2 separate regions of the Homo sapiens genome follow, and region 1 is linked to region 2. Evidence: chromatin contacts called from ENCODE Hi-C or POLR2A ChIA-PET data. All regions are on one chromosome and are shown on one strand. The core of a region is the stretch at or near the end of the contact, and the rest is flanking DNA. Distances in the headings are between cores, read along the strand shown. Region 1 holds the start of C19orf53 (chromosome 19 open reading frame 53). Region 2 has its middle 120 kb from the start of YJU2B.

The links. A loop is a pair of places that touch in the nucleus more often than their neighbours do. ChIA-PET counts read pairs that join two places held with the same protein, here RNA polymerase II (POLR2A). Pooled maps may share reads with other maps.
Region 1: POLR2A ChIA-PET joins it to region 2 with 10 read pairs in B cell. The contact joins the promoter of C19orf53 here to the enhancer-like site in region 2. A Hi-C loop is called at or near these places in 5 of 50 pooled maps. POLR2A ChIA-PET finds 5 or more read pairs at or near these places in 4 of 52 experiments (B cell, H1, HEK293 and 1 more).

Annotation. Positions count from the first base shown.
Region 1 is chr19:13,771,275-13,776,103 of GRCh38, forward strand. C19orf53 (chromosome 19 open reading frame 53) reads left to right here and starts at 3,182. Exons shown (of 3, transcript NM_014047.3): 1 at 3,182-3,300; 2 at 3,378-3,433. The coding sequence starts at 3,204. MRI1 (methylthioribose-1-phosphate isomerase 1) reads left to right here. Exons shown (of 6, transcript NM_001031727.4): 6 at 847-3,008. The coding sequence ends at 1,007. RefSeq lists enhancers at 2,873-2,942, 3,013-3,212, 3,189-3,718, 3,719-4,247.
Region 2 is chr19:13,630,010-13,634,572 of GRCh38, forward strand. No RefSeq gene overlaps it. Among named protein-coding and RNA genes, the nearest start is that of YJU2B, 120 kb to the right of the region's middle. Within about 2 kb of position 3,207, at least 3 of the 41 ENCODE cell types and tissues checked have a DNase peak (open chromatin) inside an H3K27ac peak, as active enhancers do.

The DNA of each region.
Region 1 (4,829 bases), core at 1,932-4,431, 140 kb after region 2:
GAGAATCGCTTGAACCTGGGAGGCACAGGTTGCAGTGAGTTGAGATCATGTCACTGCACTCCAGCCTAGGTGACAAGAGCAAAACTCCATCTCAAAAAAACAAAAAAACAGCTAGACATGATGGTGCACATCTGTGGTCCCAGCTGCTCAGGAGGCTGCAGCAGGAGAATCGTTTGAATCCAAGAGGCAGAGGTTACACTGAGCCAAGATCGCACCACTGTACTACAGCCTGGGTGACACAACGAGACTCTGTGTCAAAAATAATAATAATAATTAAAAATAAAACTAAAAAAATAAGTGGGATGGGCCAGGTGCGGTGGCTCACGCCTGTAATCCCAGCACTTTGGGAGGCCGAGGCGGGCAGATCACCTGAGGTCGGGAGTTTGAGACCAGCCTGACCAACATGGAAAAACCTCGTCTCTACTAAAAATACTGGCTGGGCATGGTGGTGCATGCCTGTAATCCCAGCTACTCGGGAGGCTGAGGCAGGAGAATTGCTTGAAACCTGGGAGGTGGAGGTTGCAGTGAACCAAGATCGTGCCATTGCACTCCAGCCTGGGCAACAAGAGCAAAACTACATCTCACAAAAAATAAAAAAATAAGTGGCATAGATGTGTATAGGACTTTGAATTTTTCTTGGGGACTGACATTCTAGGGGCAGTGGCGAGTCTAAACTTACTATTGAGTACAATGTCCATGCCTGCATGTACTTTTGGGGTGAGAATCCTCAGGTTCTCAAGGACTCCCCAACTCCAAGAACCACTGTGGTAGAAACAGATGACTACAACCTGAGAACTTTCACAGAAGCAAATTCTTGCCTCCTTGCCTCCCCTCTCTCCCCTGCAGGGATTGGAGTTTGGAATCCTGCCTTCGATGTCACCCCCCACGACCTCATCACTGGTGGCATCATCACAGAACTGGGGGTCTTTGCCCCTGAGGAGCTCCGGACAGCCCTAACCACCACCATCTCTTCCAGGGATGGAACCCTAGATGGACCCCAGATGTAACCAACTCAGCTCTCCCTAGCCTGCCTCTCTAGGTTTTTCAATACATTTCTTGAATGGCTACCCAAAAGCTGACCGTCCAGCCCCTGACCACACTTGTTCCTAGTGCAGGGAGCTCAGACAGGGCCTTCCATCTAGAGCCCAGCACCTAGAGCCAGGCTGCCCAGATTCAAATCCTGACTCCGCCACTTTTCCCACTGTATGATCTTGGGCAAGTCACTTCACCTCTCTGTGCCTTGGTTTCCTCATTTATAAAATGTGGATAACAGGCCGGGCGCAGTGGCTCACACCTGTAATCCCAGCACTTTGGGAGGCCGAGGCAGGTGGATCACAAGATCAGGAGATTGAGACCATCCTGGCTAACATGGTGAAACCCCATCTCTACTAAAAATACAAAAAATTAGCCGGGTGTGGTGGTGGGCACCTGCAGTCCCAGCTACTTGGGAGGCTGAGGCAGGAGAATGGCGTGAAACTGGGAGGCAGAGCTTGCAGTGAGCCGAGATAGCGCCACTGCACTCCAGCCTGGGCAACAGAGCGAGACTCCGTCTCAAAAATAAATATAATTAATTAATTATTTAATTAAAAAAATAAAAAATAAATGTGGATAATACTAGTACCTCCCTCTTAAGGTCAGGGCTGGAGCTAGGGTGACATCTCCAGGGCAGAATTTTAAGAGGACACCAAAAAAGCTCAGCAACCAAGATAAAAAATATTTTAAAGCAATATTTTGTTTTGGGTTTTTTTTTTTTGAGATCAAGTATCACTCGTTACCCAGGCTGGAATGTAGAGGCGAGATCTCAGCTCACTGAAACCTGTGCCTCCCCGGTTCAAGCGATTCTCCTGCCACAGCCTCCTGAGTAGCTGGGATTACAGGCATGCGCCACCATGCCCAGCTAATTTTTCTATTTTTAGTAGAGACATGATTTCACCATGTTGGCCAGGCTGGTCTCGAACTCCTGACTCAAATGATCCCCCTGCCTCAGCCTCCCAAAGTGCTGGGACTACAGGCATGAGCCACTGTGCCTGACCTTACAGCAGTATTTTTTAAAAATCAAAATTAATGCAAAAATCCATGATGAGGCCAGGCTTGGTGGCTCATGCCTGTAATTCCAGCACTTTGGGAGGATCCCTTGAGCCCAGGTGTTTGAGACCAGTTTGGGTAACATAGGAAGAGCTTGTCTCTACAAACAAAAATTTAAAAACAATGAGCTGGGCATGGAACTCACACCTCTAGCCCCAGCTACTCAGGCTGAAGTGGGAGGATGGCTTGAGCCCAGGAGTTCAAGGATGCAGTGTGCTTTGATTGCACTACTGCACTTCACCCTAAGCAACAGAGTGAGACCCCATCTCTTTAAAAAAAAAAAAAAATCCATGATGAACAAAACAAGTATTTGTTTGAGACGGGGTCTCGCTCTGTCGCCCAGGCTGGAGTACAGTGGTGCCATCTCAGCTCACTGCAACCTCCGCCTTCTGGGTTCAAGCGACTCTCCTGCCTCAGCCTCCCGAGTAGCTGGGATTACAGGAGCCTGGCACTATGCCTGGCTAATTTTTGTATTTTTATTGGAGACACCATGTTAGTCGTGGCTGGTCTCCAACTCCTGACCTCGGGTGATCCGCGCCCCGCGGCCTCCGAAAGTGCTGGGATTACAAGCGTGAGCCACCGTGCCCGGCCTAAATAAAATTTTGAAGAGGCTAGAACCCCGCACTTGTGCCTTGAGCTTACTGACCTCAACACCCTGGTTCCACTAAAACTTTATTTACAAAATTATGCTGCCGGTCTGCAGGATGTAGTTTAACAATTTGATTATTTTGGATATTAAAATATTTTTTAAGTCTTGAAAATATTGTTTACTATTACCAAAGTTTTTGAACCTTCTTAAATTCTGTACCAGAGGTGAGTGCCACACCCTAACCTAGTCTGAGTTTTTATGTGTAAAGATCATAAAACGTTGTAAGTTTTCTAAAACACATAAGCTCTCAATAAACGTTAGCTTATCATTGTCACCGTTTTGTTCGTAATGTTTGAAAACTCCAACTGTGATCCACTACACTACCCTTGTGGGATGCTGTCTCTTTAACTCTGTGCCACGTTGTATCCCGTGAGTTCTTGCGTTTTTCCGCCCCGCTGTATCCCATGGTTCCCTGTGCCTTCCGGCTACGACTGCTCACAGTCCCGCCTCTTCCGCTGCGTGCCGGACCATGGCGCAGGGGCAGCGCAAGTTTCAGGCGCACAAACCCGCAAAGAGTAAGACGGCAGCGGCAGCCTCTGAAAAGAATCGGGGCCCAAGAAAAGGCGGTAAGGAGCGGCCCGGGGACTTGGGGGCGAGGTGGACCCCCGGCTTCCCGGCCTCACGTGAGCACATCTTTCCCCAGGTCGTGTTATCGCTCCCAAGAAGGCGCGCGTCGTGCAGCAGCAAAAGCTCAAGAAGGTGTGCGGGGGCGAGAGATGGAGCCCGGAGGGCGGCGAGTAGCGAGGGGTGGAACCCGGAGGACGGCGAGGGGGGATGGGTGGAGCCCGGGGATCAGTGAGGGGAGAGGGTGGATCCTGGGGACGAGCTAGGAGCGAGGGGATAGAGCCAGGGGCCGCGTTAGGAGCGAAGGATGGAGCCCGGGGCGCAGAGAGGGGTAAGAGGTGGAAGCTGGCGAGGGATAGGGGCTGGGGGACGTGCTAGGGACGAGAGATGAAATCTGGAGGCCGGCGAGGGAAGGAGCACAGGGATCGGCAAAGGGCAAGGGATGAGGCCTGGAGGACTCCCAGCTCTGTGGGCCTCCCTTTTCTTCCTTGTGCAAGGGGTGCAGGAACACCACTTACCACTTCAAAAGGGCCTCGTAGAAGCAAGACCTGCGGCCCAAAAAGGGTTCCAATAACGTCAGCCTCTTGCTGTTACTGTTTTCTTTAATTGAACTCAGGAAGACAGCGAGGTGACATGGGAAGGGAATTGAAAGCCCAGCTTTGTAAACCTAGAACAGCAGAGGGCTCAAAGAAGTGTGAGGGTGCGTTGGTTATCGTCATTTTTTTTTGAGTCAGGGTCTCACTGTTGCCCAGGCTGGAGTGCAGTGGCCCCATTATAGCTCACTGCAGCCTCAGCCTCCTGGACTTAGGCAATCTTTCCGTCTCAGCCTCTCGAGTAGGTAGAATTGCAGGTGCTCGCCAATACGCGGCTAATTTTATTTTTTTTGTATTTTTGGTAGAGACAGGTTTCACTATGCTGCTCGGGCTGGTCTTGAACTCCTGGCCTCAAGGCATCCTCCCGCCTCTGCCTCCCAAAATGCTGGGATTACAGGCGTGAGCCACCCTATGGTTGTTTTTAAGTGCAACATTTATATGTAGATGGGTAAGGTTGAGCTTGTAAAGAAGTTGGAAGGAGATTTAAAACTGGTTTTGGTGGGAGTCAAACCTGGGTTTGAATTGTACTCCACAGTAAACAGCCCTGTGATCTTGAGCAAATTGTTTCGTCACCCCAGAGTGTCGGTTTTCTCAGAACTGGGTACCCACTGGCCCGCTTACCTCCGTGGAGTGGGGAATCTCATGGTCACCTTGCACTCAGCATGTCCAAAACCAAATTCCTGATCCTCCCTTCCCATTCTGCCCTCCTCCCCCTGTGATCACTTCCTTCCAGATGCCATAGGTCATCCTTGAATCCCTCCTTTCTCTCACATCCCGGTCTCATCCCATTTGTTTTGTTTTGTTTTTTTGAGATGGAGTCTCGCTCTGTCGCCCAGGCTGGAGTGCAGTTGAGTGATCTTGGCTTAGGTGCAACCTCTGCCTCCTGGGTTCAAGCGATTTTCCTCCCTCAGCCTCCCGAGTAACTGGGATTACAGGCC
Region 2 (4,563 bases), core at 1,957-4,456:
GGTCTCATCATGGGTGGTGGGTACTTCTCCATGGCTTGGCCTTAGGCTTGGCCACGTGACTTGCTTCAGTCAATGGTAGGTGGGCAGAAATGGCAAGGAGTGAGTTCCAAACCAGGATTCAGAAGCCACATGTGTTTCTGCCTGCCCTCTTGCACCTCTGCTCCCACCACGGAAACAACTGTCCCAGGAGGAAGAGGAGGGACACGTGGAGCAGAGGAGTCACCCAGCTGAGCCCCAGCCAGATCAGCCAAACCCAGCTGGTACACATGTGCATGGGGAATAAATGACTATTGCTTTAAGCCACTAAGTTTTGGGGTCATGTATGATGCAGCTGTGATGGTTAATTTGGGGTCAGCTTGACTGGGTTAAGAGATACCCAGATAGCTAGTTACACCTTATTTCTGGATGTGTCTGTGTTTTTAGAAGAGATTCGTGTTTGAATCTGTAGACTGAGTAAAGAAGATTCAGCCTCCTCGATGCAGTGAGTATCTTCCAATCCACTGAGGGCAAGGATAGAACAAAAAAGCAGAAGAAGGGGAGATATCTCCATTTCGTGCCTCAGCCTCCTGAGTAGCTGGAATTACAGGCTAGGGCCACCATGCCCGGCTCGTTATTTTTTGTATTTTTAGTAGAGGCGGGGTTTTACCATGTTCGTTCATGCCTATAATCCCAGCACTTGGGAGGTCAGGAGCTAGAGACCAGCCTGGCCAACACGGTGAAACCCCATCTCTAATAAAAGCACAAAAAATTAGCCAAGTGCGGTGGCACACGCCTGTAATCCAGCTACTTGGGAGGCTGAGGCTGGAGAATTGCTTGAACCCGGGAGGCAGAGGTTGCAGTGAGCTGAGATTGCCCCACTGCACTCCAGCCTAGGTGACAGAGGGAGACCCTGTCTAAAAAAAAAAAAAAAAAAAAAAAAAAAAAAAGGAACTTCTGTCCAGTAGCCAAAGTCTGGGCACCTTCTCTATGATTCCAATTGGTTTTTCAACTCTGCCTTCAAAAAAAAAAAAAAAAAAAAAAAAAAAAAAAAAGGCCAGGCACAGTGGCTCATGCCTGTAATCCCAGCACTTTGGGAGGCCAAGGTGGGTGGATCACGAGGTCAGGAGATGGAGACCATCCTGGGTAACATGGTGAAACCCCGTCTCTACTAAAAATACAAAAAATTAGCCGGGTGTGGTGGCACACACCTGTAATCCAGCTACTCGGAAGGCCGAGGTAGGAGAATCACTTGAACCCAGGAGGCAGAGGTTTTAGTGAGCCGAGTTTGCGCCACTGCACTCCAGGTGGGCTACAGAGCGAGACTCTGTCTCAAAAAAAAAAAAAAAAAAAAAAAAAAGCCAGGCGCGGTGGCTTACGCCTGTAATCCCAGCACTTTGGGAGGCTGAGGCGGGCGGATCACGAGATCGGGAGATTGAGACCATCCTGGCTAACACAGTGAAACCCCGTCTCTACTAAAAACTACAAAAAATTAGCCGGGTGTGGTGGTGGGCACCTGTAGTCCCAGCTACTTGGGAGGCTGAGGCAGGAGAATGGTGTGAGCCCGGAAGGCGGAGCTTGCAGTGAGCCAAGATCATGCCACTGCACTCTAGCCTGGGCAACAGAGCAAGACTCCATCTCAAAAAAAAGAAAGAAAAGAAAAGAAAGAAAAGATGCTGGAAGCAAAACCATTTAGAAAGCAATGTCATGTGTTGATCCAGTTAGAAAACTGGGAGGGCCTTGGTCAGCCAGTCCAGGAACGAGGCAGAGAATACTACCTCACTTACCTCCAAGGGCCCATGCAAAAAACAGAGGGCACATTCAAACTGGGTAATCTGAGAAGCATTTAATAAAATATATTTACAGCAAAGGCTGGATCGGTTGGATAATGCAACAGCAACTACAGGAAGCTGTTACCACCCACACCTGAAGGGGTGAAGAAGAGAAGGTTCTAGGCTCCACAGACACAGGGAGAATTGTGCAGAAAAGGCAGCCTGAAAGAGGGACGCACACAACCCATAGCAACCTGAAACAGAGGAAGCCAAGGAAATAAATTTAAATTCCCTTAACTGGCCGGGCGCGGTGGCTCATGCCTATAATCCCAACACTTTGGGAGATCGAGGTGTGTGGATCTCTTTAGGTCAGGAGCTTGAGACCAGCCTGGCCACCATGGTGAAACTCTGTCTCTACAAAAAATACAAAAATTATCCGGGTGTGGTGTCAGGTGCCTGTAATCCCAGCTACTCGGGAAGCTGAGGCAGGGAGAATCACTTGAACCCAGGAGGTGGAGGTTGCGGTGAGCTGAGATCACGCCACTGCACTCCAGTCTGGTTGACAAAGTGAGACGACTACGTCTCAAATAAATAAATAAATAAATAAATAATAAATAAATAAGATAAATTCCCTCAACCTCACCCTTCTCCCACTTTTTTTTTTTTTTCTGCTCTGTCACCCAGGCTGGAGTGCAGTGACAGGATCATAGCTCACTGCAGCCTCGACCTCCTGGGCTCAAGTAATCCTCCTGCCTCAGCCTCCCAAGTAACTGGCACTACAAGTATGTGCCACCATACTCAGCTAATTCTTCCTTCCTTCCTCCCTCCCTCCCTTCCCTCTCTCTCTCCTTCCTTCCTTTTTTTTTTTTTCTCTTTCTTTTCTTTTTCTTTCTTTGGAGAGATGGAGTCTCCCTATGCTGCCCAGGCTGGTCACAAATTCCCGGCCTCAAGCAATGCTCCCCGCTCAGCCTCCCAAAGTGCTGGGATTACAGGCATGAGCCATCGCACCTTCTCTCACTTTTCATCTGTGAGTAACTCCCATTGGCTGAGCCAACCAAAAGCCAGTGGGCAACAGAGCCCAATGATGTTGTCTTTTGGGGTCAGCCTCAGGAACAGAAGAGGGTAGAAGGTGAGGAAGAGTAGAGCTGGAAGGAAAAATGGACTTTACCCACTTTCTCTTAACCAGTTCTCAGCTGACAAAGCATCTTCAGCACTTTCTGCATCCCTGCAATTCAGGTCATCTTTCTCAGCAGCCTGCTTGGCTGATCTGATTCCTTTTTCCTTCTCTGGCTACCAAAGGAAACAGATACAAAAGGGAAAATTGATTTTCCAGGGAAGCCTCCAGTAAGCCTCAAGGACAATCCCATTTATGCATTTATGTTCCTCGTGACATCTGGTTTTGAGCCAGTCCCGCTGTGGGTGGAGTGCTGTTACTATACTGTTTATGTTCTGATCGTATTTCTCTTGGCCCAGAGAGCAGGCAGCTGGCCAAACATATAATGCCCTCCATGGGGGCAGAGGTCTCTCTCTGAGCCCAACAGCTGAGCCCCGCACACAGAGCGCTACTGGGAAATTTGACACCATCTACCATCAGCAGAATGAATGCCTTTGCCATTGGCCCAGGCAAGAAAATCGTTGCTTGCATATCCTGGGCAAAGTCTAGTTATGCATTAACAGTGACAGAAGGACAATTAGGATGCAGGAAACCAAGAAATAATATGTGAGATAAAGTGTACACTCTCCTTGCCTGTGTGAGCCAATTGTTTAAACTGCAAGAAGACACACAGGCTCTGAAATCGAATCCTTCTGTGCTCAGACCCCAACTTTATCACTTCCTGGTGCCATGGTCTCTCTTCCTTTCCTTCCTTCCTTCCTTCTTTCCTTCCTTCCTTCCTCTCTGTCTCTCTCTCTCTTTTCCTTCCTTCCTTCCTCTGTCTCTCTCTTTTCCTTCCTTCTTTTCTTCCTTCCTCTGTCTCTCTTTTCCTTCTTTCTTTCCTTCTTTCCTTCCTTCCTTCCTCTCTTTCTCTCTTTTCCTTCCTTCCTTCCTCTGTCTCTCTCTCTTTTCCTTCCTCCATTCCTTCTTTCCTTCCTTCCTTCCTCTCTCTTTTTCCTTCCTTCTTCTGTCTCTTTTCCTTCCTTCTTTCCTTCCTTCCTCTCTCTCTTTTCCTTCCTTCCTTCCTCTGTCTCTCTCTCTTCTCCTTCCTTCCTTCTTCTGTCTCTCTCTTTTCCTTCCTTCCTTCCTTCGCGCGCGCGCGTGTGTGTGTGTGTGTGTGTCCACTGCCTATGTTCAAAATTCTCCTCCTTCTATGAGGATACCAGTCATATTGGATTAGGGATTGCCAGGGTTTGAATGCATGTGTGCACCCAAATTGAAATGTTGGACCCTAAGACCCATGCAATAGTGTTAAGCAGTGGGGCCTTTAGAGGTGATTAAGTCCGGAGGACTCTGCCCCTCTGAATGGGATTAGTACCTTAAAAAAGGGCCTGAGGGAACTAGCTAGGGCCTTTGGCCCATCTGTTCTTTTTTTTTTTTTTTTTTTTTTTTTTTTTTTTTTTTTTTGAGACGGAGTCTCCCTCTGTTGCCAGGCTAGAGTGCTGTGGCGTGATCTTGGCTCACGGCAACCTCCAACTCTCTGGTTCAAGGGATTCTCCTGTCTCCACCTCCCGAGTAGCTGGGATTACAGGCATGCGCCACCATGCTTGGCTAATTTTTGTATTTTTAGTAGAGATGGGGTGTCACTATGTTGGTCAGGATCGTCTCGATATCCTGACCTCGTGATCCGCCCGCCTCGGCCTCCCAAAGTGCTGGGATTAC